2 separate regions of the Homo sapiens genome follow, and region 1 is linked to region 2. The links are chromatin contacts, found by Hi-C or POLR2A ChIA-PET in ENCODE. All regions are on one chromosome and are shown on one strand. Each heading gives the region's core, a stretch centred on a gene start or an enhancer-like site at or near the end of the contact. The rest is flanking DNA. Distances are from core to core; before and after follow the strand shown. Region 1 holds the start of NDFIP2 (Nedd4 family interacting protein 2). Region 2 holds the start of KLF5 (KLF transcription factor 5).

What was found. A loop is a pair of places that touch in the nucleus more often than their neighbours do. ChIA-PET counts read pairs that join two places held with the same protein, here RNA polymerase II (POLR2A).
Region 1: a loop to region 2 is called in a map of lower leg skin, with 38 times the contacts of the local background. The contact joins the promoter of NDFIP2 here to the promoter of KLF5 in region 2. A Hi-C loop is called at or near these places in 1 of 168 maps with a recorded cell type or tissue (lower leg skin). POLR2A ChIA-PET finds 5 or more read pairs at or near these places in 1 of 52 experiments (BJ).

What each region holds. Positions count from the first base shown.
Region 1 is chr13:79,479,570-79,482,683 of GRCh38, forward strand. It overlaps NDFIP2 (Nedd4 family interacting protein 2), which reads left to right and starts at 1,586. Exons shown (of 8, transcript NM_019080.3): 1 at 1,586-1,955. The coding sequence starts at 1,635. NDFIP2-AS1 (NDFIP2 antisense RNA 1) reads right to left here and starts at 1,662. Exons shown (of 3, transcript NR_046685.1): 1 at 1,583-1,662; 2 at 267-361.
Region 2 is chr13:73,057,737-73,061,013 of GRCh38, forward strand. It overlaps KLF5 (KLF transcription factor 5), which reads left to right and starts at 1,269. Exons shown (of 4, transcript NM_001730.5): 1 at 1,269-1,852. The coding sequence starts at 1,592. RefSeq lists silencers at 1,013-1,622, 1,943-2,032.

The DNA of each region.
Region 1 (3,114 bases), core at 336-2,835, 6.4 Mb after region 2:
ATATGTTTATTGGCTTAGAAACTAAAATACATTAAGATCAAAACAAGGCAAGTTTAACAATATTTAAGTATGAGATATCACTGCCTCTTATTGTTAGCACAGTAATGCTTTATGCTATTAGACATGTCAAAACGGCACAAATAGGAAGAGTTGATGAATGCTTTAAAAAGAACTATGAGGAAGGCTTACATTTTTTAGTTGTCAATCTCTCAAAGAGTTTCTGTTTTTATTCTATCTTGCTATTTTAACCAGTTGATTAGGCTCACCCAGTGGCAGTCTTCATTTCAAGGATCTCCTCTGGACATTCATGAAGGAAATAAATGGGGCTCCAGATCCCTTTCCTTCCCTTCAGGGCGCTCCACTGTAAGATCATTTAGGGAAAATGTGGTGTTATGTTAAAAACATAGCTGGGCCACATCAAGCAGCATCATAGTTTTTAGGGTATAGAACGTTGGTCTTCAGGTTAAAAGGTACTTTTCGCTGCTCTGTCATACTCTTCTACTTGCTAGAGAAATATGCTTTATGCCGTGTCATGTGTGGTTAACCAGACAGTGAGATACTACTAACAGTGCTCCCAAGTGATTCCTTGCTGTTAAATCAATTGGAATTATTGAGTATTACCACAAAATAATCCTATCTGATTTCATTACTTTCTTCTAACGTCCTTCCAGTAACCTAGAACTCTAGAGACCTCTTTCTTTGAGAGTTGTCTGGAGAGTCCGTTGGATTTTTAAATCTCTTATTACCAAAAAGTGGAAAAAAGAGTTTAAAAAGTAACCAAAGAGCTAGTGCCTGTAGTCTCAGCTACTCCAGAGGCTGAGGCAGGTGGATAGCTTGGGCCGAGGAGTTCGAGGCTACAGTGAGCCATGACTGCGCCTGCTAACAGCCACTGCACTCCAGTCTGGGCAATATAGTGAGACCCCATCTCTAAAAAAACAACAAACAAAAACAAAAATTACCCCACAGAAGAATTTCAGGGCAGTGGAAATACTCTGTAGGATACTATAATGATGGATACCTGCCATTACACATTTGTTCTAACTCGAGGAGTATACAACAACCTGAGTGAACCCTGAGGTAACTATGGACTTTGAGTGATGATGAGGTGTCAATGCAGGTTCATCAGTCGTAACACATGTACCACTCTGAGGGGGGATGTTGATAATGGTGGGGGGTTATGCATGCGTAGGAGCCAAGTGTATATGGGATATCTCTGTAACTTCTCAATTTTTCTGTAAACTCTAACTACTCTATATTAGTCTTTAAAAAATCGCTTATCTTACGAATGATTTTGAATAAGCGTTTTGGGAATGTTCTAGAGATGAATCTCCTCCCCATGTCCTACGCTGGGTGAGGAAGTGTCGGGTACCCGGGCGACCTGTCCTCAGGTGTTCTAGGAACGCGGCCCCATCCCTTGTCAGCCTCTGTCTCTGTGTGGTGAGAAGGCGCACTGGCTCGTGCCTGCGCGAAACTCGCGCACACAGAAAAGACCAATCAAGGACGGGTCATTCCCGCCCCCCGCGCGCCTTTTGCGACCGCCCACTCGACAGGTTGACAACCTAGACAGCTCCCCCGGACTTGCCTTACTTTTCCATCTCCTCCCACCCAGCTATACCCTCCCACTGGCGGCGCGGATGGCACGCCGGCGGAGCCAGCGAGTCTGCGCGAGCGGTCCGAGCATGCTCAATAGCGCGCGCGGCGCCCCGGAGCTTCTCCGCGGAACCGCGACCAACGCGGAGGTCTCGGCGGCCGCTGCGGGAGCCACAGGAAGTGAAGAGCTTCCGCCGGGAGACCGCGGCTGCAGGAACGGAGGCGGAAGGGGCCCTGCGGCGACGACGTCGTCGACGGGGGTGGCCGTGGGAGCTGAGCACGGAGAAGACTCCCTCTCTCGGAAGCCGGATCCCGAGCCGGGCAGGATGGATCACCACCAGCCGGGGACTGGGCGCTACCAGGTGGTGAGTTCCCGGCCTCCTGTGCCTCCCGGGACTGCCTCCCGCCGCGGCGTCCCGAGAGTCCCTTTCCTCAGGTTATTCCCGGAGGAAAAGCTGTGGCTTTTTTTTGTTGTGTTTTGTTTTGTTTTTTTGGATCTTCTGGCTGGAGCTGCTTCACTCGCCTCACCTGCGCACTCCTGCCTAGGACTCCTTCGAAACCCTTCTCTCTCGCCCCAAGTCTGCTTAGCTCCTCACCCGCACCCTTAGCCCCGCTGTGAGACGCCCTCCCTCCACACACCTTACAACTTGTATCCGTTTTAATTTCTCACTTTATCATTTTCTTATTCTCTGACTCAGTCACTCCTGAGACATTCTAGTCGATTGTCTACTGGAAATGGGGCTGACTTCACATACCTGCCCGGAAGGTGATCGCCGTCATAAATGGGGTGGGTGAGTAGGTGGGTGGAGGTGTAAGTACTGCGTGGGGTGGGATGTGGATTTGGCAAAAATGTGGGTTAGGAATTGTGGAACTGTAGAGAAAGACTAGCCATAATGCTGATCTTGTCTCTCTGCTCGTTAACCTTGTCATTTTGTCCTTTTCCATTATGTTAGTATTAAAAATGACTGTATTTTTTGGTAATCCCCACTTTTTCTTTCTTTCTTTCTTTCTTTTTTTTTTTTTTTTTTTTTTTTTTGGTTAGAGGGGAAACAGAGGTAGTTTTAGTAGAACAAATTCTAATCTTGTTTGAAAAATTATTTTTCGTTAAATACAAGGTTTTCCAGCTTAACTGTGTAAACTTTGGTAACTATGTTGAAAAAAGTGAAATGTGTTCCTCTATATTTTCAGTGTCAATTTTTAAATATATTTTTCTTTGTGTATTCTGGTGGTGACGTTGGAGATTCCTGTTGTAAACCTTAGTTAAAGATGGACTGAGCAATAGTTGACTCTGCTGTTGTGCTGTTGCAGCTAGGTAGCATGTCATTCTACAAACTTTCAGCCCATTTACTGAGGGAGAGGAGAAAAACAATACATAGCACTGGTGATGCAGTTTATGGTTTATAAAATTTTACAAATTTAGGTATGTTAGTCCCAGGTTTCAACTTTCAAATCTATTTGCACATGTAAGACAGGTTATAAGCCAAGACTTTCTATTAATAAGTACATTTTGGCAAATATGAAGGA
Region 2 (3,277 bases), core at 19-2,518:
CTGTCTAATGGTATATTGTGTGTCAACATATGTACATTTGTAGTAATATCACAGGCATTTTTATTGCAGTTTATTGTTCCGTCCTCCCAATAAGCCAGATAAAATCATGTACAAGAACATTAAGGATTAAGGGAAGTGGTTTCCTTAGGTGATTGCTGGCAAAAATTCACCCTCCCATTATAACAACATAGTAAATGGATGGTAATATATTTGGCTATTACTTTCCAACAAATTTGGATTCCCAGTTTTCAGAGCTGCTCTGTGTCTATGTTTGCGGCTTTTTGATTGTCTCTTCGTAGGAAAAGGTGCCACAATGTGAGGTAAATGTGCTAGGTTTCTGCTTTGTAAATATTAAAGTCCATTTTTTGAACATACAGTGCTAGCAAAAATAAGTCAAAGATGTAATGTCTATTTAAATACACGTTTGAGCTAGTCGTGCTTAAATTAGATTCCATGCTTCGGCTAGAATCAACACGGCTTAAATATTAGAAACTTCAAAATTCATATGGCCCAAGCCCTCCTCCCCACACACGGATGGGAAGTAGAAATGTGTGGGAAAACGTCTAGCAATTAAAATCCTGAAGGAGTGGGAAAAACCCAGGCTTTTATGCAAGGATCTGAAAAAACGCTTGCCATCAAATCTTTTATTCAGGCATTCTGAATTTGCCTTGTTAAACGGATACACTCACTGCTAAAGATACACAGGGACAAGAGCTGTTTTAAATTTGTTTATCACACCGCCCCTAGTTTTCTGCTAAAGAGAAGTACATTTTGGATATTTAAAAGTACACACTCATTAGACAAATCTCTAAAAGCCTCAGCGCCCCTACCTAGCTGCCTTCTGGGTTTCAGCTTTTGAGTTTCAGGTCCTTGCACAACACCTAAGACGTGCAATACTCTTTTTCTTCCTAATCCTGGCAGAGAACAGTGCGAAGAGATCTCCCTCCGCGTCTCCACCCTAATTCCCCCTCTTCCCAGATTCCACCCGCTCCGCTACTTCCCTCCGCCCCCGGCTCCGCCAGCCCAATCTGTCAGAGAAGTTGTGTACAAACTGCGCGGCCGCCCTGCGCGCGAAGCTCGTGGCCCGAGAGGGGTGCGGTCGGGCCGACGGAGGCGGGGCCCTGGCTGCCTCTCTCCCTGCTCATAGGCTGGCCGCTCAGGCCTGGCCGGCCTCGGGGCCTCGGGATTCGCGGCGGCGCTGCCAATCAGGCGATCGGGCCCCGCCCCCCCGGAGTTGGGTGAAATAGAGGCGGGCGTCAAGTGTCAGTAGTCGCGGGGCAGGTACGTGCGCTCGCGGTTCTCTCGCGGAGGTCGGCGGTGGCGGGAGCGGGCTCCGGAGAGCCTGAGAGCACGGTGGGGCGGGGCGGGAGAAAGTGGCCGCCCGGAGGACGTTGGCGTTTACGTGTGGAAGAGCGGAAGAGTTTTGCTTTTCGTGCGCGCCTTCGAAAACTGCCTGCCGCTGTCTGAGGAGTCCACCCGAAACCTCCCCTCCTCCGCCGGCAGCCCCGCGCTGAGCTCGCCGACCCAAGCCAGCGTGGGCGAGGTGGGAAGTGCGCCCGACCCGCGCCTGGAGCTGCGCCCCCGAGTGCCCATGGCTACAAGGGTGCTGAGCATGAGCGCCCGCCTGGGACCCGTGCCCCAGCCGCCGGCGCCGCAGGACGAGCCGGTGTTCGCGCAGCTCAAGCCGGTGCTGGGCGCCGCGAATCCGGCCCGCGACGCGGCGCTCTTCCCCGGCGAGGAGCTGAAGCACGCGCACCACCGCCCGCAGGCGCAGCCCGCGCCCGCGCAGGCCCCGCAGCCGGCCCAGCCGCCCGCCACCGGCCCGCGGCTGCCTCCAGAGGACCTGGTCCAGGTAGGAAGAGCCGCTCCCCTCCCACCGCAGCACTCCCGGGCTCGGGCGTGTCCCGTTGCTGCGACTCGCGGGCGACAGGGGCCGCTCCAGGCTGGGGCGTGCGTCGGGGCGCACCGGAGCCGGTGCTGGGTGGGCAGCCCCGCCCTGCACGCCTGGCCGGGGCCCCGCGTTTCGCTGAGAGTAAATGGGGGGGGGGGCCGGGGGTGGGAAGGATGGAGGGGAATCTGCCCCGGCGGGTCGGCCTGGGAGAGGTAAGAGGGAGGGAACTGGGTGCTCACGCGCACCTTAGTTGTTTTTCTTACACTTGAGGGACGAAACCTTGTACCTTACGCTCAGTTTTACTTAAATTACGCCTTCGCCTGTACCGCTCTCCAATGCCAAGGCATTGGAGCCCTCCCCCCCATCCCCATCGTCTCGGGTTAAGTAGAAACGCAAATTGGGGTGCTGGGGAGAGGTTCCCCAAGGTTTCATACCCGGTGGCTCAACCTGCTTTAGAAGCGATTGCGGGCCGCGTTTGGAAAATGAGAGTTAGGAAAGCTAAGGTTGTGTCGGAGCGCTTATTTTTCCTTAAAAAAAAAAAAAAAAAAAAAAGACCGGGGGTGTTGTTTTCTTCGTGTGCACGTAAATTTCCTCCCGGAGCCGCGTTGAAAGCTGGCAGTTGGCTTTTACACTTGCCCAGCAGCCGAATTAGAGCAACCGCCTGTTTCTTTCGCCCACGCAGGGAGTCATATAGCCCAGAAAAAACTTCCCGGGACTTTTAGCCTGTCCCAAGGAAAAAAAAATTGGAAACATACCCACATGCAAACAGCTGGAAGAGCTAAAATCAGAAACCACTAACCGCCGCGGGAGCGCAGTGCACGAAAGGGTTTAGTTCAGTTTATTTCAAGACACTTCATTTAGTAGCTCTTTGGCGTGTCGTATATTTGCTACCCAGCGCCTACTCCGTGGGGTCTGCCAGGGTCTTGCTGTGAGAGGGCAGTGGCGTTTGTCAGAGATGTGACTCACATGATGAGAGCGTTAATTTTTATTTTTAAATCATGTCTATCCGGGAAACCCCGTCCGCATCCACACCAAGGTCCGAGATGAAACGCATTTGAAATGAAGTAGTAGCAGAAAATGACTGTCTTATTTACCTGTTAAGGTGCCACAGCTAATATATGCGCCATTCCATCTAGTTGGTTTTCTTATCTTTCGAAATTTCCTTTTCAGTGTTAAAAAATGTAGGCTTAAGTTATACTAGGAGAGAAGATAGCTGGAAAAGGCTTGAGGCGACTTGTTACAAGCTGGTTTATAGCCTAGAAAAGAGATCACCGTTTGAAAAGTATTTGGTTATTTCAGTTTGTCAATTTTCTGCTCTGGAGGCACTAAGAAGATAAGGGATGACTGAGCTTTTTACAGAGTAGGGGGGAATGTAGCATTGGCCCA